Regions from separate parts of the Homo sapiens genome. Here all the other regions are linked to region 1. A link is a loop called in an ENCODE intact Hi-C map of the cell type or tissue named here. Cell type or tissue: CD4-positive, alpha-beta T cell. All regions are shown on one strand.

Region 1 (8,000 bases):
CCAGATTTTGGGTTTTTTTTTCTTTTTTGTTTTGTTTTACAGAATCTCACTCTGTTGCCAACACTGGAGTCCACTGGTGCAGTCAAGGTTCACTGTAACCTCTGCCTCCAGGTTCAAGTGATTTCCCTGCCTCAGCCACCTGAGTAGCTGGGATTACAGGTGTGTGCCACCAGATCTGGCTGTTTTTTGTTTTGTTTTGTTTTTTAAGTAGAGATGGGGTTTTGCCATGTTGGCCAGGCTGGTCTTGAACTCCTGACCTCAAGTGATCTGCCCGCCTCAGTCTCCTGAAGTTTTGGGATTAAAGGCATGAGCCACTGCATCCAGCCCCGAAAAGCTAGATTTTTGATGTTTGAAACATCTACACCAAGTAAGCCCTTTCAACATTTTAATATTAAATGGACTCAATTTGTTCACTCAATTTTGTTCATACAAATCTGCTTTTTAAACAAAAATGAGGTTTCTGAAATAATTTACAACCAAACATAAAAAGAAACTTGTCACTTGGCAGTAAGATTCATTTATGTTATGTTTTTCTAAGAGTTTATAAACAACCTTGGTCAGCGTTTGGGATGAAATGACCCCAGTTCCTGAAAGAGTTAAACCACATATCATTTTTGTGGCAGGAAGGCCATAAGAAGCAACTTCCACAGAGTGGCACTTCAGCACTGCTGACGCAAAATGTTGGAAGACAAATCTTTCTTCCACAAAGAGGCCTTCAAGTTAAGTAACATCTCTGCACAGGCAGATAAATCTCATATGAAATGTAGGCTGAATGCCATGGTTTATGTTACCAACTATTTTTAATACAAATTCACTATTTTTAAAATGGGTAAATTGGTGAAAGTTTAAAGAATAAATAACCTGAGATAACTAGCTACAATCTACATGCAAAATCTGTCAAGCCATACACTTGCTTGACATCTCACTTGAATGTATTATTTACATCAAGACTACCTTTGGCAAACCTAGGGGAGCATAGGAACCACACACTCATTATATTAGGTAGGCAAAGTTTAACTTCAAAATTTGCCGTAAACTTGGCAAATGTTTGCAGCAAATAGAAATTACTGTTGGAGGGGCAGAAGTCATAAGTGACTCCCAAATAGATATGCCTTGTTGATATTTATTTGGGTTAACATTTTAAAATCCAAGACTTTCCAAATAACATAAAATAGTGACTGCAAACCACACTTAGATGTACCTACAACGTCAGACCCATTATGAGCAATGGCAGGTAAGTGTAACAGTAGAATATGCCACGACGATGGGGAGAAATCTTTTACTCAACCCTTATTACACTGTTTCCAAATTGCTCCAGTTTATGTAAAATAATTTGTATTGTTTTCTTTTTTAATTGTACATATCCCTTCTGAGATACAGAGAAAATTAAGCTTTTCCATAAATTCAGTATTCACAAAGCTAGGGAGTTAAAAGCCTGTAAACACAAAATTCACTGACCTGCATCAATTTAAGCACTATTAAAAGAGATTGCAGCTCAAAATCTAAAAAGAGCTGCTAATCCTGCTCTACAGATAGTAACCAATCAGTGTTTATCCTCACAATGCATTTGCTCTTCCTGTTAGGAAGCGCCGGAGTGAGGAGAGGATATGGAATACAAGAGTATATCCTAGTATGCAACTCACTCCTTCTTATGAAACACCTAAATAATAAATTCAACTTAATTTAAACTGTAACTGGCAAATGTCATCAGTTAACAACAATGATCAAGGTCAGAAATGTCCCTGCTATTATTTTTATAAAATCTGTATACAGATCACAAACACAGAAATTGCTACATGAAAATTTCTATGCATATTCACACGTGCGGTAAACACTACAAGGCATAAAAACAGAAGAATGTTAATATTCAGAACTCTTCAAGGCCATTTCTCTTAAACATTTCAAAATACTTTTGGATTCTGTCTCTACATCAACACCGAAAACTGACCCTAACCCTAACCCTACGTTGTTATAATGGATCATCAATTAAATTTGCAGAATTCCAAAATTAAGTTGCTTTGAGTCTGATAAAAATACACACATAAGTTATAAGTTATCTGCATAAGAATTATCAACAAGAGAACAAATTAGAATTTATGGTCAAATTATATAGTTCACAGAGTGAACAAAAAGTGTAAAACCAAAGTGGCCGTCGCTGATTGCTACTAGTTGGATTAAATGCATGTCTTGGTTAATCTACTATAGTTTCATGTGTTGTTTAGCTTACTTGAAAAAGTCGTCAAATGTTCCTAGATTGCAGATTGCAACATCCTACCTAAAACACCTGCAAGTGACCAAGAGACCACCCAGTGATCCCAAAGTCTCCATGGCAGAGACAGGATGAAAAGTAATATCCCGACAAGACTCTTCAGCATTTAATTAAGAACAGGAAAGCACAGGCAGGAGATGAAACTTTACAAGCCTAGGCGTTTCTCGGCTTTTAAAAAATGCTGTGAGTTGGTTTTCCCAGCAAGGAAGGTTGATGAGCATGCACTTGGCTCCAAGAAGCAGCTATTACACAAATAGAATCCAAGTGCCTGGCTAAGCCGCCCAGCCTCGGTGCGTCGGGTAACAGCCAATGGCGGCGGCCTGCCAGCCTCGCCCCGCCCACCTCCCGCCGGCCCCGCCCCTCCACCTCGCCCCCTTCCGCGGCCCCGCCCCGCCTCCCCGCCCTGTTCTTGGCGGCCTGGGCTCCGCGGCCCTGCTGGCGTCCTTCGTCTGTAGTTCCTGGCTTTTCCACCGTCAGCCACTCGTTTTAATTACGCGAACGGGTTCCAACTCATCCAGCCTTTAAGTTTGGGTGGTGGTTTTGAGAGGGGGAAAGAGATGCACCAAAGGAAGTAGGGGAAAAATAAAACCTTAAGCGCTGGGCGCGCCACGCGGGACGCAGAGGTTAGGGGCGCGCGGCGAGGTAGCGGGGCGGCGGCGCGAGACGGCGCAGGGGAAACACTCGGTGCCTGCGTGAGTCTGGCCGCGCCGGCTCATGTGTACGCGAAGCTGTGTCAGCAGAAACTTTAGAAAACACGCTGTGCGAGCGGCCGCCGCCTCCCGCCTCCAGGAGGAGCCTGCGGGCGCGCGGGGCGGACGGTGCCTGCAGGCGGCGGCCGCGCTTGCCCGGAAAGGAATGTGGCTGCGGCCGGCGCCTCCTTCCGCGGGGTCCCACAAAGGCTCATCTGTGCGCGGCGCGGCGCCGTCGGAGGAGTCCGAGCCTGTTCAGTCAGGCTGAGGACGCGGTTGTTTTCGTCCCCCTGTCCCCGCCCCCACGAGCCTACGTGCGGGGTAGGGAGGGCGGCACCGGAACCCCCGCCCGGGTCGGGCCGAAAGGAGCGAGCGGGGCCTGCCGGCAGAGGCCGCCGGGCTGCTGTGTGACTCGGTCCCCTCCGCGCTCGCCGCCCTCATCCTCGCCCAGCGCCTCCGCGGCAGGGTTAATTCCGCCCGCTGCCTGGTGGTCCCACTCCCGGGGGATTCCGGGGTCCGTGGAATCACTGGTTCTCCCTTCGGAGGAGCTCGGCTTCTTCCGTGGGCGCGGGCGAGTCTCCCCGCTGTACCGCGGGGCCGGGGCTTGAATAAAACAAAAGAAACCAAGGCGAGGTGTGGACGCGCAGTGAGGACCGGAAAGCGAGGCCTGAGAGCTGGCGGCCTGAAAGCGGTCCTGCGTCCTTCACACCCTCTCTCTAAAATCCCCCTCTCTCAAGCGGGCCCTGACCAAGAGTAAAAGCGCAGCCGAGGAGGGAAGGACGCCGCCGCCGCGCAGGCATCCGGGCAGGGACGGGTGGGCGGGAGATTCCGGGCCGCTGTTCAGGGCAAGCGCTAAAAGTTTCCGGGTCCCCGAATTTCTCATTTCTTTATCGAATTCTGCAAAGAAGTAACGTTCCTTCGGCCATTAATATTGTAAGAATGTATCGTTTCTAGCCATAAGTTCCAGGTTACTTTTTGTAAGAAAATTAAGGACTCAAGTAGATCAGCCAAAGAAACCACGTACAGCATAAACTCACGTACCACTCCTTAAAAAAATAATTTATTGAGTTATGACCAAGAGTTATATAAGGGGAGAGGTAACAAATCTTTGGTGAGGAAAAAGCGATGGAAAAAATATTAGAGAAGCATAATTTTGAGGAAATTACATATAGTTTGAAACCACCACTGTTTAATATTTTGACTCGCGATCTGAGTAGGAGAAATGACCAAGCTAGGCTGTTGTTTATGTGATGCCATCTCATTCAGTTCTACCTACTATTTATAGCTCCAACAGCATCAGAAAGAAAAACACATGCCTAGTGGCTAAAGCATTCAAACACAACCCCTTATAAAAAAGTTAAAGTTTGGGTTAATTAAAAAAAATTAATTTCATATTAAATATATATTTTTAGGTTCCAATTTACAGTTATGTAGTTATATATTATCGCAATAAAAAGATCTGCCCATGGACTGGTTTTTGGTTTTGAGACATGTTTAAATTACATCCCTTACAGAGTGCTCAACTTGTATGGGGGTAAATGACTAACATGATGTTATCTACAAGGTTAAAAAGCAAGAATAAAGAACTAACTACATTTTAGGTCAGTTCTTCATCAGAGAAGGAATGTTAAAAATTTATTTCCATCCAATTTATTTTCTAAATATTATTAATTTTCTTAAATAAAACATTTCCTGAACGGCAAATTTGCTTGTTATGTCTATTCCCTCCTTCCTGAAATGACTTTCTCCTATCCCTCTAACAGCTTTGTCTTTTGCTACTTCTTCATCCTCCAAGTTGTGCCAATTTGTTTCACTTTTTATTTATCTTTGCTAAAAGAGAAAGGCAGGGGGCGAAAAAACCCTAAAGGACTTAAGATTTTCAGATGGTTCTAGCTCTAGAAACATAATGGCTGCATATGAAGGGGAAGACAGGAGTCGTCCAGATACACCCAGATTTTCTTTTGGCTTGGTGGGAAGAATGAATGGCATGGTTGTGTCCTCGGCAATTTGACATGCTTGTGGTATATCCGCGGAGGTGACCCGCTGGCAGCAGGAAATACAGGTCATGGCACAAGTTGCAGGAGACTAAAGAACATGGATTCGCAGGCAATTAGATGACAGTTGAGTGAGCGTGGATGACTGAGTTTTATCATAAAAAGGCATCACAAAGGACGATAGAGCCTAAAACAGAACCTTCAGGAGTACCAACATTTAATGGACAAGTTCTTCCCTCCTTCCTTAATGAAAGCAAAAGCCACCAGGCTAGAAATTTTACAATTTCAGAACTGCTTTTTCCTCCAAATCTAGAGAGAAATAGGAAGTGAAACATGGACTCAGGTAACACTAAACAGAACTAAATTTAACTCCTCCAAGCAGTGGCTTTGGAGAAGTTAGACAAGTTTCTTAGCATCTCTGGGCCTCAGCTTCTTCATGTATATGACGACAGTCTGCTCTGATGGTTGTTATGAGAATGAAATCAGCACTTACCAGATGCTGGCTATAAACATCATCTGACCATTCCTGAAATACAGACTAGCCTCCATTCCCATTACCAATGCCTTAACTGAGACTCGCATCTCTCCTCCTAAGCCTAGAATACTGTGAAACTGGTTTCCTTGACACCAGGCTCTTTCCAACCCATTCTCCCTCACAGTGCCCCCAGTGTCCTCTTCAGATAACAGATTTGAACATGTCATTCTGCTTAATATCCCTCAGACCAACAGAACTGGGTCTAGACTTCTTACCTCGGGATAAAGGGCTTTGGAGAATCTGTTCCTAATCTGCCATATGATATCACCCCTTACCTCAACTCATTATTGGAATATGAAGCACCCTGTCATGATTTCTGTGCTGAGCCTACCGTATTTTTTTTCAGCCCTTTATTCATACAGATCCCTTCACTTTCCCTGTACATTTGCCCTTTGAGGTCATGCTTCCAAGTCTTCCCTGACCCCCCATGGTTGGAATGTACTGCACTTTATGTACTACTGCACTGGACTGATAGAATTTTACTGTTGTATATATAATCACATATATGTCTATTTTCCTTTTAACCTCTATGAAGGCAAGGTCCATCCATTGTGAATTTATGTATATTTTCCCACCTGCAAAAATCCATAGAAAAGTTTGCTACAGATTAATTTAGCTACTAAATTTAAGCAGAAATGAAAGAGATGTGCTGGAAACCAGAAATTCTCATACGCCAGAAATCCAAAACTTCAGATTAGTAAACGAAGAGTAAGGCTGAGACCTGAAGGTCTCACATGTAGATGGGTAATAATTTTTGACAAGTATCTCCAGGAAGCAGAGTTTTATCATAAAAAGGAAATAGTTATGCCGGGCACGGTGGCTCACGCCTGTAATCCCAGCACTTTTGGAGGGCAAGGCGGAAGGATCATGAGGTCAGGAGTTCGAGACCTGCCTGGCCAATATGGTGAAACTCTGTCTCTACTAAAAATACAAAAATTAGCTGGGTGTAGTGGCACATGCCTGTAGTCCCAGCTGTTGGGAGGCTGAGGCAGAACAATCACTTGAACCTGGGAAGCAGAGGTTGCAGTGAGCCGAGGTTGTACCACTGCACTCCAGCCTGGGCAACAGAGCAAGACTGTATCTCAAAAAAAAAAAAAAAAAAAAAAGCATACTACTTTTTGTTTAGACATTCTTTCCTACTAAAAACAAGTCAGTTTCCATTTTACTTATTACTTTACTTTTATTTAGAGACATGGTCTTGCTCTGTTGCCCAGGCTGGAATGCCATGGCACTATCATGACTCACTGCAGCCTCAACCTCCTGGGCTCAACCTATCCTCCCACCTTAGCCCCTTGAGTAACTGGGACTACAAGCACATGACACCATGCCCAGCTAATTTTTTTTTTTTTTTTTTTGTAGAGATGGTGTCTCATGTTGCCCAGGCTGGTCTCCAACTCCTGGGCTCAAGCAATCCTTCTGTCTGCCTCAGCTTCCCAAAGTGCTGGGATTTCAGGCATGAGCCACCACACCCAGCCCAGTTTCCATTTTAGAGATGTTTAGGCTCTAGACATTTGCACCACAGCAGAAGGAGCTATGTTGACTTTCAATTTCAAAGCAGATTCTGAGAAGCTATGACATTCTAAATATGAGGCCTTCTTTACTCATGGATTGTCCTAACTACAGGTTTGTTTTCAGATGAATGCAGTCTGGTCTCAGGAAAGACCCCTAAAAAGGTTAAAAAGCAATTACCTAGAGGAATATGAGTTTTTATTTTAGAATTTCAACTAGCACTGCTCATTTGTTACTACTGATGAATTCCTAAAGAAAGATGCTAACTAAATGCCTTAAATCCCTTTGGGAACAAGGTAGTAAGTAAACATATATTTTATAAAATCTAATAGTCATTTAATAGCCAAAACAAACATATTTTATAAAATCTAATAGTCATCTATTAGCCACAACAAACAAACAAAAAGAACATCTTCCTGTGGTCCCCAATAGATGTTTTACTGATTGGAAGTATTACTCTTGAGTAGCTCAGTGAGTATGAATTATTTCCCAATCTGCCTTCCCAAAACTCTCCCTAATCAATAATGTGGCTTTAAAATTTACCAGAATTGTTGATGGATTACCAGAGGTTTCTACACTGGGCAATGACATTTGAAACAAGGGCAATCCACCACTATAACAAGTCCACAGGGAAGGTCCATTCCCTGGGGCGCAGAAGTTGTGTTTGGTGTAGGTTTGTCTAGAGCAACCCTGTCCAACAGAAATACAATCCAACTACATTTGTAATTTACCATTTCCTAGCAGCCACACTAAGCAAAGGGAAACAGGTGGAATTATTTTGATAACATGTTTTATTTGACCCAACATACCCCAAATTTTATCATTTCAACCTTTAAGCAATACAAAATTAATGAGATACAGTAAGTCTTCACTTAACAACATTGATAGGTTCCTTGGAAGGCATGACTTCAAGTAAAATGCCCTACCAGGAAACCAAGTTTTCCATGGGCCAATTGATATAAATAAGAAATAAGACTCAAAATACTTACAATATTAAACATCGA
Region 2 (8,000 bases), 67 kb after region 1:
AGGAGAAAACAAGTTAGTCTTTAACCTCCTGATGTCAGGAAATGGAGCCAGAAGGCATGGATTGGACTACAAATGGTAGACTGCCGTGTGCAGTGGGATGGATGTGGACAACAAGCCAAAGCTGAGTTTGCAAGGCGGGTGACAAATGAATCAGAGATCTTGGAACATATTATTCTAACTACCCAACTACATTATACTGAATGTAAAATGCAGTTCTTATGAAAATTCTAAACATGTAGAGCACTAAAAAAGTGAATGAATTAAGTCTAAGAGGAAGGCTACACCACATAACAGATTCCCTAGCAGAATACAGAACTCCAGTTGTTTGGGGGGCTTGGAAGGGGCAGCAAGATGGACTCAACACATGGGTATCCTGGTGTCATTATCTCCATCAGCAGAACCCCTACTCATCCAGCAAATGAGGATACCAGCCTTAAAAAGTGAGAGTCATGAAAAGCCCTAGGCTGGCCTGAAATTACCAGATTCTAACTATGAAATTATTTGAGACTCGTGGGAGAAAAGACTTCCTGATCCCCTTTACAATTAAACAGAAAGAAACATATTTTAAATATCAACAGACATCATTTGTATACATTCAAGGGACATGATTTACCAAACCATAGGGTCCAAATCAACCCTAACCTAATTCTCAGATGCCACCTGGGCTATGAGAAAGATGCCAAGTGATGGACACTCCATATCCTAAAGCTCCAGCTTCTTAAGCCTGCACGGTGGTCCTGGCAGCCAGGATGCTGGAACTTGGCCTGCTACTCTGCTTCTGTGGCTCACACCTCTGCTTGACCTTGAGTCTGTGCCATCCTCCTACCTGAAGCTGACCCTGGTACTGGTGAGTATGTGGGAAGGAAGTGGGGATGTCCACAAGAGATCTTCAAGGTACTCAACTCTGTGATAACTGTTTCCAATAAACATAGATAACTGAAAACCCAGAGAAACAGGCAAGGAGAAAGACGTGGGACACAGTGGCTCTGTCACTTGTAAATCAGCATCCAAGTGCACAGCACTCTTTCACCAAGTGTGCCATTCTTACTCCTGGAATCTTGGTTCCTGGCCTACATGCCAAACCCTGCAACAGATAAACTCTACATCTAAAATATATTTGTTCCTTCAATCTCTTGTATCCTTGTAAAAATGAGGTAATTTTAAATGCCAGCTCAGAATACATTACAAATCAATAACTTACATGCCAAGAATTTGAGAGTCTTAACCTAACATTGTTATTTTCACCAAATTCAGTCTGTAATAAGATCCTGACCATATGGGATCCATAATCTAGAACTGCACTGTCCAGTATGGTCGGCACTAGCCACATGAGGGTGTTTAAATTTAACTAAAACGCAAAATTCCTTCTGCTAGCCATATTTCAGGTGGTATATAACAATATATGGCAAGTGGCTGACATACTGGACAACACAGATAGGGACTGTTTTCATCACTGCAGAAAGTTCTACTGGACAGTGCTGATCCAGAATATCCCAAAGTCCCTGCAACATCCTGCCTGCTACACATGCTATAAACAAAATTCACTCATATATTTTTCCTTTTGGAGGGAGATGCAAAATACACTGAATGGAAATCTCATTAAGATATCAGTGGACTAAGAAGCTGTCATCCACCCTTCACCCCAAACTCAAGCTGAAACTGCAGGCTGGTTAAAGAAGCCTCCATGGTGACCCAGCAGAGGGTCTATGGACTGACCACAGAAAGGGCTGCTGTCCCTAGAGGCCACCTCCAGAGGACTATTTCCTATCTGCCACTCCACTGCTACCAGCACTGGTCTGAAGCAATTTTTTTCCAGTCTATAAAACTTATTGCCAAATTTTCATTTGTAAGTGCTCTGCCTCCCAGGTTCCCATGCCCAGAACTCACTGAGTCCTGGCTTCTGAGAGAAGGGTGGGGGTAAGAAGCAGGGAGAGTTTATGACAAGTCCGAGTGGAAATTATGGGCCAGCCTCCATGAACTCACAAAAGTACCTGGGACTCATTCAAAAAAGAATGTCTTTTTCTGAGTGGCCCACTTGCCTCCCACCTCCTTCCCCTGCTAGAGGCAGCCCCTGTGCACTACAGAAGCAGAGGCCCTGCTCTTGTCCCCAGTACCAGGCCACTGGTGCATGTCTTCCCCAAGGTTTACATCCCTAGAAAAGACTAGGCCAGTTTTATCTGACCTTATGTCCAGAACCCAGCAGTCCTGGACGGCTGTCAAGCAGTTGGTGGTAAAAAGCAAAGCACAGGGCACTTGGCAGATACACAGATGAACACAGGAAGGTGAGGAAATAGAACAGGCGCGGCTTCCACCACCAGCGGCCTCCAGTAACCTTCCTAACAGGATAGGGTTTCTGAGACCAACAGCCCTCCTCCCTAAAATCTTAGGCCCCTGAAATGGGGCTACTTCATTTCTAAGATCCCAAGTCCAGGGCGAGTATCTTCTGCCTTGGACCCCATGACATCCAGGCTCTGTTTCTAGGGCCCTTCTGGAGATGGGCATAGGTTCTCCTACCTTTTCTTGATGTTTATCTTGGCTGTTCCTCCTGGACACAGGGAAGGAGCTGAGGCGTATCACTCAGGTGGCAAGGTGAACTAGCTTAAAAGGTAGATTTTCTCCTCTCATGTAGAAAACTTGATAAAGATAAAATTATGTCAATAGCAAATTATGTATAACTTTCAATTATTACAGAGCCTTTATATGTGTTACATCATTGGAAGTCATATATAATCCACAATAAGTCATTCTGGAAGACAGCACTATAACATATACAGAAAGGACTATAGCGTTGTTCTGGATCCCCACCTAGCCTCAGATAAAGTCTCTAGGACAGGATTGTGGTTAATATGTAATGTATGGCCTGGAACATACAGTAGCTCTAGGTTTATCACACCTGGTTGAATGGCAATAACCAGAATGTCAGAAAGCTCTGGATTTAGCCTATTTAACTTTCTGTATTAAGAGCTATCATGAGATACAAATTCAGAGGGGACACAAAGGTAGGAATTACACTAAATACAACAGATGCCAGATTCAGGATCCTAACACACGTTAGCAAGCTTGAACAACAGCCCCGACCCAGTCCAACAGCAGCCAGGAAGGGTCGATGAGCACTTGAGCTCAGGTGCAGGATGGATGAGACGTATCCTTCAGAGCAGCTCCCATCACAGTGGCAAGAGTGGGCTGCAGCTGCCGCAAAGCCCTGCAGACCCTGACGCCTCCGATACACGGCAGCGTGACGGTCCAACACAAAGCGGGCCAGGTGGCCTCCGCCAGCCATGCCTTTGGAGCCTGCCCTTTGGTTGTGGATATCACATTTAGAGGTGCTTATACAAAAATGAAGCTCATTAAGGAATTAAGAATAGGGTGCAGGGGAACTTGAGACCACACAGTGGGGGAAATAGTTAAAGTAACTATTAATAGCCCAGAAGAAATCCTAGTAAATGAAAACTATCTTCAAATACGTGAACAGCCGTCATATAGAAGAAGGATTTAGATTTACCTTGTGTGGTTTAAGAAGGCAGAAGTAGAACCAGGATTTAAAAAAACAAACAAAAAAAACAGTTCGAGCTAATGTAAGGAAAAACTTCCTAAACAATTTAAATTACCACAAATAAAATACCTCATAAAGTAATAAATTCTGTATCACAAGACATTAAAAATGATGTTTTAGTAGCAGTTTATGTATCAGGTAGACAGGGACTTGTATATACCATACAAACTATTAAGATTCATCTTTATTCTAAAGACAAAATACTCACAGATAAAAAAAAATCATATGTATGTGTGTGCAAACGGCCTCATTCCACACAGGCTGACTATGTCAGAGCATATTGCTTCGAAAGTTACATCAACTAAAGCATTTTCAAAATGTCCAACAGTTCTCCAGAACCATAAACTGTCCTTCCTTTACTATCTCATGTGAGGGTATAGTTCAGGAAAGGGGCTAACTAGAAACTTGAAACCAAAGAGACATCTTGATCAATATTATCACTCATACATTAAAAAAAAAAAAGAACTTCATTTTTAATATTTTAAAAGCTTAGTTCCTTAGAACTTTGTCTCCTCTGAAATTGTCCAAGATCAAGCAGATAATGGGCTAAGTCCAAAAAATAAAGGAGCAACAGAGCAAATCTGACTGCGTGTTTGAAAAAGCCTATAAAATGTTACAAGCAAAACAGGAAAGCCTGTGTTAATAATGCATAAACCAAAAGAGAAAAAAAAGCTGCCCATTTAATGGAATAATGCTTTTATCCTTGCAGTTAAAATGAAATAAACCATGACTATTAATCTAGTAAGACCATGTAAAAATGTAATTTTTAAACATTTACTAAAAGGGGATAGTTCAGTAACCACTCTAAAAATCAAGGCCTTGTGTACAGCAGTGTTTAAACGCTAAATACCAATCTCCTGTCTGCGGAGGCCATTACCCACCCTGTCACCATAGCAACGCTAACAGTATGCCTGACTTCAAAGACAAAGATGTAATTTCAGACTTCCAGCAGCCAGAGGGAGTGGTAAGAATATTCTACCCAAGCAGTGTCAGCTGATGATAAATTATAAAAATATCCAGGAAGGTTATGAGGCGGACGGTACCACATATTCTCATATTCCTGGGGGAAGACTTACATTAGTCAAACATACTAGGAGACAGAGAGAGTAAAACAAAAAGTAAACAAGAAAGAATCTCAATGGAGTCCGATTTTTTTCTTTTTTTAAAATTACATAGTACAGAGTTCTAGCCTTCCTTTTCTCTTGCTCCCAGGAGAAAATAAAAATAGTTTCTACCATCTTCTTTCTCATTCAAATTAAGAGTGACTGCAGACCTGCATGAATGTTCCAAGGGACTTGCAAAACCACCTCTATAACTGCTACTTCTATATTTGTGAAACTCTGGCGTTTGTCAAAAACCGTTTTAAGCACCAGTAGTCAGCTAAGGGGGCTGAGTGGATCCCTGTGTTGAAGCTGCAGAGGGCAGCCGTCCATTCTAGCACTTGGAGCTTTGCTTTCCAACCACCCAATCTAACCCCAACATACTCAAGATATTTTTAAAGCCCTGTGAAGGGGAAAACACTGAAAAACAATTTGCCAATTTGTAAGTTTTTGTGTCTTAAAAAAATAATAATAAGTGCATAAAGCTGACACAGTACTGTTTCACAATTACGCAGTTGACCAGATTTTAAAAGCACTAGCCCTAGAGTTGAGGTTGAGAATGCCACAAAATGCCCAGCTAGTAATTTTCCCAGAGGTAATGAAATACAAAAGAATAAAGTTGGAGCTAAAGTCTTCTTGAAGATTCCCTACAAGGAAGAATTGCCAGACTCCAAGGATTTTCGCTTACTCGAAGAAAGTCATAAATGACTAGCCTGGCCAGCAAACACACAGATGTAAGTTTTACTACAATATTATTGTTTTACAAGAATGAATATATACATTAAATTCTCTTTCTGTTGAATTCTCTTGTATGGTTTTAGGCTCAAAAAAGTCTAGTTCCCTTACTAACAGGAGCATGACACGGCTGCCTCTTTCAACAGACCCTGCTCCCCACTCCCAAAGGTGGATGAATGGTCAGAAGGGTGTGGAGTCCAACAAGGGCTGGTGTCAAGATCCCTGCCCCCACTGCTCACCGGCCTGCTGCCCACAACCACTCTCAGCAACCAAAGTGCACAGGAGCCACGGCAGCCCGACCTTCTTCCCACGACCAACCATGGGGGGCAGGATGGGAAATCAAGCCAGCCTCAGTGTCCCCACCACCCCTGCTAGCCTTTTGCTGGAGGTGGACCTATGATGGAGTTCCATGTTACTCCTTAGGAGCACAGCTCCAATTTTATAACGTATTCAAAGTCAGTAAGTTCGAGAAAAATAAAGCACATAAATTCACTCACAAACTGTTATCATCCTAACTATTAAGCTATTAGTGGCATGCATGTTCTGTAAAATTTAGACCATCACTAGTCTCATCAATTAATCTTGAGCCCTCATCTTTAAACCCAAGGATCAGCAATCTTCTTCCCAGAAAAACAAGCTAAATTACAAATGTCACTCACACACCTATCCCTCAAAACAAAGAAAAACACATGTATAAAAAAACACTCTCTTCACAATTCAACTCTTTCCTGACTAAATGGGTTTCCACCCTGGTACACGTTTTATGCTTATAAAATAATTATTTTTAAAAATTATTGTGAAATAAAAATGGGTTCAATAAGCTACTTCTTTGGACAGAGTAACAAAGTAGTTAAGCAAGTTACAGCAAAAACAGATAATTATTCAATCATTTATGTGGCATGACACCTAATTTAGGCCTTTGATAATTTTCCCAAACATGAAACCACTTTTTTAGCACTATATTAAAAACTCATATTTTGGACTCATTATTCACTATTTTCAAAAGAGTATATATTCCTTTATAAAGTATTTCCTTTTACAATATAATAAAAGAAAAATAATATTCCTTTCTTAAGAAATGAAGTGTTGGCCAGGTGCGGTGGCTCACACCTGTAATCCCAACACTTTGGAAGGCTGAGGCGGGCGGATCACGAGGTCAGGAGATTGAGACCATCCTGGCTAATACAGTGAAACCCCATCTCTACTAAAAACACAAAAAATTAGTTGGGCGTGGTGGCGGGCGCCTGTAGTCCCAGCTACTCAGGAGGCTGAGGCAGAAGAATGGCGTAAACCCAGGAGGTGGAGCTTGCAGTGAGCCGAGATGGCACCACTGCACTCCAGCCTGGATGACAGAGCGAGACTCCATTTCAAAAAAAAAAGAAAAAGAAAGAAAATAAATGAAGTGTTTTACTTTAATAATTAGGTAATCCCAATTTTTCCCCTTTACTTTGCTAGTCAGGAATGTAGCCTTAAATTTAATCATTATTCATCAGTAACTGCATTATCATGGTTTGTTTGCTTCTCTCTTTTTCAAACTTTTTTAAGAATTTGTAATCCGCTTGGAGCAGTCTTTGTTTATACAAACGTTTTACTGTAAGTCAGCTCAAATCCTTTCTGGAAGCACAAGGGTTATAAATTCTATATAAAAACATCATAGGATATGAAACATTCTGTCACACCAGGACTCTTTCAGTTAAAAGTGGCCACTGGTATATTTAAAAATAACCATTTATTTATAATTTTCAGGGATACATGTTGAAAGAATACCTCATCCAAGCTATTTTTAAACACTTTTATAAAGAAATTAATTCTTAAATTTTGATCATTAAGTTATAGAGTATCTGGGTAATACTTTATATTAAAATACCAGAGTATTTTAAAAAATTCATTAGGGAGGCTAAAATTGCATCAATTATATTATACTTCATACATTTTTATTGTTTTAATGAGAAATTAGGTTTGTAGGTAAATTCAAAGGTAAAACTGGTAACAGTAAGTATGATTTAAGAAGGGATATGACAGGACAGTCAATAAAAATGTTGGGGAAAAGTAAAGTGCATTAATCTATTTGCAACGGTAAAGTCATAGTCATTTCCTCTATAACTTCCCCAGTTACCTTTACAGCAGTTACCACTAGATCTTATGAATAGTTTAAACTTCAATAAATAAGACTCGGAAAGAGCAGCGCTAAAAAACCAGGACAACTTTCAGGTTGTTACCCCCCCGCAAAATACCACCTGGCCCACAACAACATATTCATTTAATGTCATCTAATCAACTGCGATGGAAGAAGGCAGAATTGAAAAAGGTATATTTCCTATATTAACGTAATTATTTAGGCATGTCCCTTTCTCTTACATCCCCATATATATACACAAACCTATATAATATTTTAAATAAAGTTTCAACATTAAGTATTTGACTTAAAAGTGCATTTAGTGATACTACCTGATTCACCATCTTTGGTCTTCCACTAAAGACCTGTGTTATCCTTCATGGCTGGTTGCTCCTATTACGGTTATATGGTGTTTGTACCAAAACTCTGAAAACTCTTTGAGCAATGTAAGGAGTTTGCCTAAAGCAGATTTGCTGCAAACCAAGTAGATCTGTAC
Region 3 (8,000 bases), 250 kb before region 1:
AAAGGCCCTTATAGGGGTCACCCAATGAACACGGTACTGGAGACCCGCTGATACCCCTTGAAGACTAATACACGGATTATGATTTTCTTTTCTTTATTCAGATACTGAAGTGCCTGCCAGCCTCCACATTTCCATCTTTGCTTTGGCCATCAGAAAGCTTGGAACTAAATTTAATCTCGCGTCATAATAATCTTACCACCTTTTTGACTCCCTCCTTCTTTGGCATGAGTTTTCAATTTTCTGTTCCCATTTTAGCAATCTTATTGTGCGTGTATCTTTTATTGGAAGCTGCCTCCAATCCTTTTTAGAAGCTGACAGGGTATAAATTGTAAATAAAAATAAATACTGCTGAAATCTTCCCATGGTAGCTTTCTTATTTCTGGAGGTATCTGAAATCCTGACTTGGCTTTTGTGAAAAATTCAACACAAAACATCCCGTGCACCAACTCAGCTTTAAGTTTCTGCTTCTGTAAAAGATCCTGGGTTGCTATAACCCTGAGCTCTGAAATGAAAACTTTTCAATGGCAAATGGTAAATGTTTAGTTTCTAAAGTGTAGTTTGTAAAATGTTTACCTCAAGTGGTGGCTGTTTGTGACACCCCACTTTCATCTTAAGCATTGTTTAATATTTGGGCATTATGCTTAGCTAGCTGGGACTAGCTTGACTGGGAGGCTGGGAAATGTGGAGTCACTTCTGGCTGGAGGAAAACAGTTGGAGTATTTATGCGCTCGAATGGAGATTCCATGTCATTCCTTATTGTCTGCCATGAGTGGGACCAGAGGAGAGAAGGGCTTCCCTGCTGGTTGGAGTGCAGAAGAGGGAAATGGAGGCTCTTCTGTTGTGGGTTTAACTCTAAAGAGAGTTCCGGTTCTGGCTGAACGGAGATCCCTGAGCTTCCCAGGTTAGAACAAAGGAAGTTTCTTATCTCGGAGGGGGGGAAAAGACACCATGAGAGAGAGCCCAGTGCATGCCTTTATTTCAGTCCTTTATTTTTTGAAATCTTACTCTGTGAGATTAGTTTGTCATTTAAGGCTATTGGTATGTAGCAATTGTAATAGAGAACTCTACATTGTTCAAAAGAAGCAGTACACACACACACACACACACACACTCCCCTCTCCGTGCAGCCCCTGCACCCCCTCTTTCTCAACTCTCCCACAGCCAGCCTGGCCCTGCTCCTGGCCTGCGAGACCCCTGGGTCTCTTCCCCACCCCCATCCTTTCTGGACACTTTCCGCCTTATTCTTCCGGCAGCTATCTTGCTTATTTACCAGGGTCGTGTCTCCTTAGAAGGTCACATCCCCTGGTCCTGCCAGAGCGTGGCGCCTGTGGCCAAGGGGCACCCTCCCCAAGCTCACCTCCTCAAGACAGGCCCAGACTCTCCACATCTTCTGAGCCACATGAGCAAAGCACCTGCCATTTATAGAGGCACCGAGTCCTAACTGCAGGTCATATTTTCAGAGAACAGCCCTATTGATGAGTCTAGGAAACTAAACTCAAAAAGTGACGGCAAAAGTCATAGTTCCAGAAAGGTTGGCATGTGGCATTATTCCACTGCAGACAGTGACATCCAACCCACTTAGGTAGACAGATGCACCTTTTCGTGTGCGGCCATCATGGGGCACTGGAATTTTAAACCTTTATAATCTACTTTCCCCATTTTCCCTCAGTGAACATGGCTTGCTCTTCTAACTAAAGAAAGTGAAGGAGGGATATTTGTGGCATGTTTGTTTTTTGAGAATAAAATAATCGTTGCCTACAATACATGGGTTGATCTAAAACCCCAAGCAGTCCCCAGGCCCCCTCCCTCCCTGGGGAGTGGAAGTGCTTGGAATCCTCCTTGCTGGGACTCAGGGCTGGGCTCTTGCCTTCTAGGGCCACTCCGGTGAGGTGAGATCATGACAACTTTCAAGGTTCTCTCTGCCTTGGGAGTGAAGCCCTGTGGACTTTGCACGCCCACCTGGAACAGGCCTGCTGTATGTGGAACTGTGTCCCCACAAAAGGTATGTTAAAGTCCAAACCCCTGGTGTTGAAGATTTCAGTGTTGAAGCCTTCTTTGAAAATCAGGCCTTTCCATTTTCAGCAAGTTAAAATGAAGCTATGTATGTATACACACACACTTTATTTATTTTATTTTTATTTATTTATTTTGAGAGGGGGACGCTGTCTCACTCTATCACCCAGGCTGGAGTACAGTGGCGCGATCTCAGCTCACTGCAATCTCCGCCTCCTAGGTTCAAGCGATTCTCCTGTCTCAGCCTCCTGAGTGACTGGGATTACAGGCACCCGCCACCAGCCTAATTTTTCGTACTTTTAGTAGAGATGGGGTTTCATCATGTTGGCTAGGCTAGTCACAAACTCCTGACCTCAGGTGATCCGCCTGCCTTGGACTCCCAAAGTGCCGGGATTACAGGAGGTTTTTTTTGTTTTGTTTTGTTTTAAACGGAGTCTCACTTGGTCGCTCAGGCAGGAGTGCAGTGGCGCGATCTCGGCTCACTGAAACCTCCGCCTCCCAGGTTCAAGCGATTCTCCTGTCTCAGCCTCCTGAGTAGCTGGGATTACAAGCGCCCGCCACCACCCCTGGCTAATTTTTGCATTTTGGGTAGAGATGGGGTTTCACCATGTTGGCCAGGCTGGTCTCGAACTCCTGACCTCAGGTGATTCGCCCTTCTTGGCCTCCCAAAGTGTTGGGATTGCAGGCGTGAGCCACAGCGCCCGTCCAAAATGAAGCTAAATTTGATGAGAGTGGGCTCTACTCCAAGACCACTGTTGTCCTTGTAAAAGGAGAAAAGACAGACACAGGGACACAGGGCCATGTGGCCACAGAGGCAGAGACTGGAGTGACGGGAGACAAGCCCCGAACACTGAGGACCCTGTACCCCAGAGGCCAAGAGAAAGGCATGGAACAGATTCTCTCCCCCAGCCTTCGGGGACCTTGACTCTGGACTTCCGGCCTCCAGAACCGCGTCTGTTGCTTGAAGCCTCCGGGTCTTCGCGGTGCAGAGAAGCGCCAGGCCTCCAGGGCCTCGCCTCCCGCCGCCCGCGCCCGGCCCCGGGTCCTCCCTCGGAAGCCGCCTGTCTGTCTGCCGCCGAGTCCCACCGGGCTTCGGCCGGCACTGCCCGTTTACCCTCCGTCCCTCCCATCCCTCCCGGCTCCTAGAGGAGCTGGGTCCGCGTCTAGCTCCTCGGCCCTCCCCGCGCGCTCGGCACCGCGCACGGCCCACGCTGGACAGATGTCCCCGGCCCTCTCCCCGGACGCCCCCAAGGCCCCTGCCTTCCAGGCCGAGCCTCCGCTGCCGCCGCTTCCCCGCGCTCTGCAGTCCCCGCGGCGCTCCCGGGGCCGCCGCTCGGCCGTGGTGCTCGCTTCGCCCAGCAGAGGGCGGCCGAGGCGCGGGCCTAGGCGGGGCTGTCGCCGCCTGTACGGGGCGGGCGGAGCGGGGCGCGGGCGACCTGACAGCGAGGCCCGGCGGCGCGTCCCCACAGCGGCCTCCCGCCCCGTCCGGGACCGGGGCTGCGGGGATGACCCCTAGCTGGAGGCCTTGGCTGCCTTTTGCTCTTTTGTTTTCTGTCTGGTCCCCTGGAACCGGGGCCACTGGAGGCTCCCGGAAACGCGCAGGCGACATCTCCCCGACCGTCCTCATCAGAAGCCCACGGAGCCCGTCCCGCCCACGCGTCCTGAAGGCGTGGCTGCGGGTGCCGTGGTCCCCAGGTCCCGCGTCTGGCCGCGCCCACCTGGCATCTCCCTGGACGCCCCCAGGCGCAGAGACTGAGCCTCCTCCCGGCTGCAGCGTCGGTCCCCGGGCGTGGCCGCCGTTCCCTGTCCCCCGCGCGTGCTCCCAGGAGAGTTCAGTCCTCAGCGCCCGCAGCTGCACCCTCTCGGAGCCCCTCATTTACCCACCTGTATCCCACTCCCGACCCCGGAACTCTCAGCACCCAGGGGCCGCCCTCTGCATGGTGGCTGCCAAAACCCAAAAACCAGAAGTGGGCTTTTCCTAGTGCCTTTTTGAGATCTAAGTGGTGTTTCTGGCGGTTTGGGTTTTAAGGTGCCATTTTCTGTCTACTTTCTTTACTTTCTCGAATGACTTTTTCTTGTTATAAGTAACTACATGTTCAAGGTCAAAAAATGAGAAAACATAAGCAAAAAAGGCACCTGAAATCCCAGCTTCCATCAATAACTATAGGAATATTTTGGTGTCTGCTGCCACATTTTCCCCTCTGCGTGTGGGTGTGTGTACGGTGATATGTTATTTTTCCAAAATAGGGATCCCTCCCATCCACCTCGGCAATCTGCTTTTCCACAGAGCAAGGCAGTGAGAACGTCTCTCTGTGAACCACAGTGAAGACGCACCCAGCAGGGTATAGGAGCTGGGCCCGCTGGGAGGGCGAGTGTGGGCGGGGCATAGCCGGCAAACCCAGCCCACCCGAGGCCTGGCCAGGGGAGGGCCCTCCCTGTGAGCCTCCTGGGGGCCCATGGGCCCTGTTACCTACGTCGCCTTGGTTGGTGAGGTCTCATCCCTGGCTGCAGCTGCCGGGCTTCAGGGTGTCCTTTTAAAGAGCACCTCGAAGAAGAAAATCCCATCCTTTCCTCTAGTCCCGGAAGAGTCCATCTGCAGTTGAAACAACTCTGCCCTTTGTAGAGTGGCTCTTTCTTGTGTGGATTTAAATACAAGGAATACAAAACAAATTCATATTGACCCCAAGGAGCCCCATTCCTCCCTCCGCCTCCGGACAACTAGGGTGCCTCCAGATCAGCAGTTCTCAATGAGAGGCTGGGGGGAGGGGGTTGGTGGGTGGAGTTTTGCCTCTCTTCCCCCAGGGGACGTCTCTGGTATTGCCTAGAGACACTAAGAGGGTGCTACTGGCACCTCGTGGGTAGAGGCCAGGATGCTGCTAAGCATTCTGCCATGCACAGCACAGGTCCCCACGAAAAAAGAATTCACTGCTGAAAATGTCGGTAGTGCCCAGATTGAGAAATCCTGTCCAGATGTTTCTCGACACTCTTCCAGGGGTCCAGGAGCCCAGGAGTCCCGAAGCCTAGGTCTGCCTACAGCACCGTCCAAGGGGTAATGGCCCTGGCTGATCACTCCCAGGCCACGTCCATTAGCCCAGGACCTGAAACGACTGGCGACCAAGAAGGGCCAAGAGGTTGCAACTGCAGTCTGTGGAAATGAGAGGCCCTGGGCAACGGGGCGTCAGGGGAGGAGATGAATTCAGTAGCTGAGGCTCTGTTTCGTTTTGTTTCACTGTGCATGGATTCAGGTTGTTTCCTAAGGCTCTATGTGCCTCGTTTATGAGTCTTTCCTTTCAAAACAATTCAAGATGTCCCAGCATTTCAACCCTCTGACTGCAGAACTCCACATTGCTAGAGCTCAAAGGAACCTTTGACATTTTCCACTCCAACTGTCTCGTTTTCAGGGAGCCAGACCAAGGTTTATGCACAGCTTCAGTGCCTCAGTTTCTTCCTCAGTAAAATCACAAATAATGACATCTCTCTTTGGCCAGCCCCCCCCCCCCACCAACTCCATGCCTCGGGCACTCTCACACACATTATCTCTGATACATCTACCCTGGGAAGGAAGTTGCCCCTCCTATTTCCCAGGTGACAGCGCTGGGCACTCAGACTGCGGGGAACTGACCTATGACCACACAGCGAGCAGGTGGAGGAGGGGAACACCAGCCCTGGGTTTCTCTCGCCCTAACAGCGGACCAGGCCACGGGTTCTCAAGCATGGCTGCCCATCAGAGTCATCTGGGGAGTTTTAAAAATCCTGGTGCCTGTCACACCCCCTATCACTGTCATGGATATGTGATGGAGGCCAGGGAAGACTCAGCTTCAAGAAATGGTGAGATCTTTGAATATCTTCTTGGTACCAGCCCATATTTTTTGAATTGAGAACCATTAGGATTAGCTACAAATGAGTTTTCTTTCCATCTGAATATTGAGAACTGTGTTTTCTGGCTGCTCTTTCCTCCCTGGATGTTTGCAAAGTTGAAAAATCAGCTAAAAATATATGCAGGGGCCACACAAGGCAGGAAGAGTGAGCCCAAACATCCCGGCTCTGTGCGGGTGGCCAGGGCCAGCTGCTTCCCCAGGCTAGAGGGCGTAAGGCACCACATCTCCCAGGGATATTTGCATTTTCAGCAGAAACTCTGGAACATGGAAAGGTCTTCAGATGAACAGCATATCAGAAGGCAGCATTTCAGGCACCAAGAGGCCAAGGGAGGTGACTGGGTCTGCGGGGGGCTGCTACCTCACCTGCCTACCCTTGTGCAGTCTCTCCACAGCCCCTCTGCAAGTCTATCTGCTCATCTGTCTCTAAACTGCCTCAAACTTGAGACAAAGCATACAGAACCCTCTAGGCAGGGTAGCTTCTCTTGAGTTGGATGTACCATCTGCATTTTAGTCTCACTTTTGGTAATAAGAGCGCTTTGAGCCTTGCAGAGCAATTGGGCAGCTGGCAAGCTCTGACTGTTGTTGGCATTTTGTGTCATCGCGGAGAGGCTAAGTGAGTGCTAGTGGGTGACAAAGGCCAGGCTTCTGACTCAGGGTCCCCACTTCCCACCGCTCCGCTGACCCCCTTAGCTGCTGGCCTCTTTCTTGGGGCCTTGGTCATGTCTGAAAACAGGTGCCGGCTGCACTAACATTTTGCAATGCTGCTGACCGGGTCACCAGGGACACTGTGTTCACGCCCCTCATGGCACCTCCTGCCTTCAGCAGGGATCCTCCCCACCCACCGCTGGGCCTTGACATCACTGCTTGCTGCTTCTCAGCTCATCCATGGCTCCACCTCCACATTACAGCTGCTTCTGAATGGTTCCATCTCTGTCCTAGCATCGGAAAGGTTTCTTTGACCTTAAAACTTCTATTTTCTATATGTCTCCAAAATTTACATCTCCAGGCCAATCATATTATAACATTACTTTTCTCAGCTGGTTAAATGGTTTTAACGTGTCTTTAGCTCTCATTTTATTAATTTTTTTTTCTCCACATTCTCCAAGCTCTACTTTGACAGAAACTTTTACATAAAAAAGGTTTGATCCATTCTGCAAGTGTTTCTGTGTGTGTGTGCGAATGTGAGTATGTGCCTCACCTACTGTAATGATTCTCAAGTGTGGCCCCAGAGCCATCACCTGGGAACCTATTAGAAACACAAATGAGTAAGCCCAAAGCCAGACCTGCTGAATCAGAAACTCTAGGTGGAGTCCTGGAATCTGTGTTTTAAGAAGCCCTCTGGGTGATTCTCTTGCATGATAGAGTTTGAGACCCACTTATCTACTGTTGTTTTATAGGATCTACTCCTCACCAAGGATAGAGGGAAGTTGTGCCTCTGTTAAGATAGAAACATGTAAATAATAGCATTCTCGACACCATTGCAGGAGGTCAGCAAACTTTTTTTCCTGCAAATTTCTTCATTCACTATTTAACTTACAAAATGTGTATATGTGCATGTGTGTGTGTGTGTGTACACATGATGATGGCTAGCGATGGAGGTGGAAGTGGTGGTGTTAGTGTTGTTGGTAGTAGGAGTAATAATATTATTGGTGATGGTGGTGGTAGTAATGGTGTTGATGGTGATGATGGTAGTGGTGGTGATGGTGGTGGTGGTGATGGTGTTTGTGGTGGTAATAGAGTTGGTGTTGTGATGATGGTGATAGTGGTGATGGTGGTGGTGACAGTGATAGTGCTAGTGTTGATGGTGGTGGTGGTTGTGCTGGCAATGGTGGTGGTAGCAATGGTGCTGCTGCTGGTGTTGGTGGTGATGATGTTGTTGGTGATGGCTATTATGGTAGTGATGGCTTGGGCAGTGATGGTGATCGTGGTCATGATGGTGGTGGTAGGGATGGTGGTGGTGGTAATGGTGTTGGTGATGGTATTGTGGTGGTGTTGGTATTGGTGGTGGTGTTGGTATTGGTGGTGATGGTTTAGTGTTGGTGTTGGTGAGGGTGGTGGTGGTGGTAATGGTGTTGGTGTCATTGGTGGTGGTAATGGTGTTGGTGTTGG

The links. Hi-C counts contacts between places; a loop is a spot of excess contacts. Peaks named below come from ENCODE experiments on the same cell type or tissue, not always from the same donor. Only the 100,000 strongest peaks of a DNase experiment are listed, where the experiment ranks them.
Region 2: a loop joins it to region 1, with 2.5 times the contacts of the local background. A loop is called at or near these places in 29 of 110 quality-filtered maps.
Region 3: it touches region 1 in a loop (4-fold over the local background); 58 of 110 quality-filtered maps call a loop at or near these places.

Annotation. Positions count from the first base shown.
Region 1 is chr6:157,016,806-157,024,805 of GRCh38, reverse strand. All of the region lies in intron 4 of ARID1B (AT-rich interaction domain 1B), which reads right to left. Among named protein-coding and RNA genes, the nearest start is that of MIR4466, 240 kb to the right of the region's middle. RefSeq lists silencers at 2,531-2,620, 2,921-3,440 and an enhancer at 5,663-5,712. In CD4-positive, alpha-beta T cell, a CTCF peak has its summit at 3,047 (motif pointing right); DNase peaks (open chromatin) are centred at 2,625, 3,235, 3,735 and 4,895; H3K4me3 peaks cover 2,135 bases; H3K27ac peaks cover 3,236 bases.
Region 2 is chr6:156,950,219-156,958,218 of GRCh38, reverse strand. The region is part of intron 4 of ARID1B (AT-rich interaction domain 1B); the gene reads right to left. Among named protein-coding and RNA genes, the nearest start is that of MIR4466, 170 kb to the right of the region's middle. RefSeq lists an enhancer at 15-144. In CD4-positive, alpha-beta T cell, a CTCF peak has its summit at 4,602; a DNase peak (open chromatin) is centred at 4,448.
Region 3 is chr6:157,270,249-157,278,248 of GRCh38, reverse strand. No RefSeq gene overlaps it. Among named protein-coding and RNA genes, the nearest start is that of TMEM242, 49 kb to the left of the region's middle. RefSeq lists silencers at 3,054-3,613, 3,814-3,903, 4,334-4,493 and enhancers at 3,288-4,119, 4,120-4,952. In CD4-positive, alpha-beta T cell, a CTCF peak has its summit at 3,236; DNase peaks (open chromatin) are centred at 3,388, 3,678, 4,398, 4,818 and 1 weaker place; H3K4me3 peaks cover 1,834 bases; H3K27ac peaks cover 1,053 bases.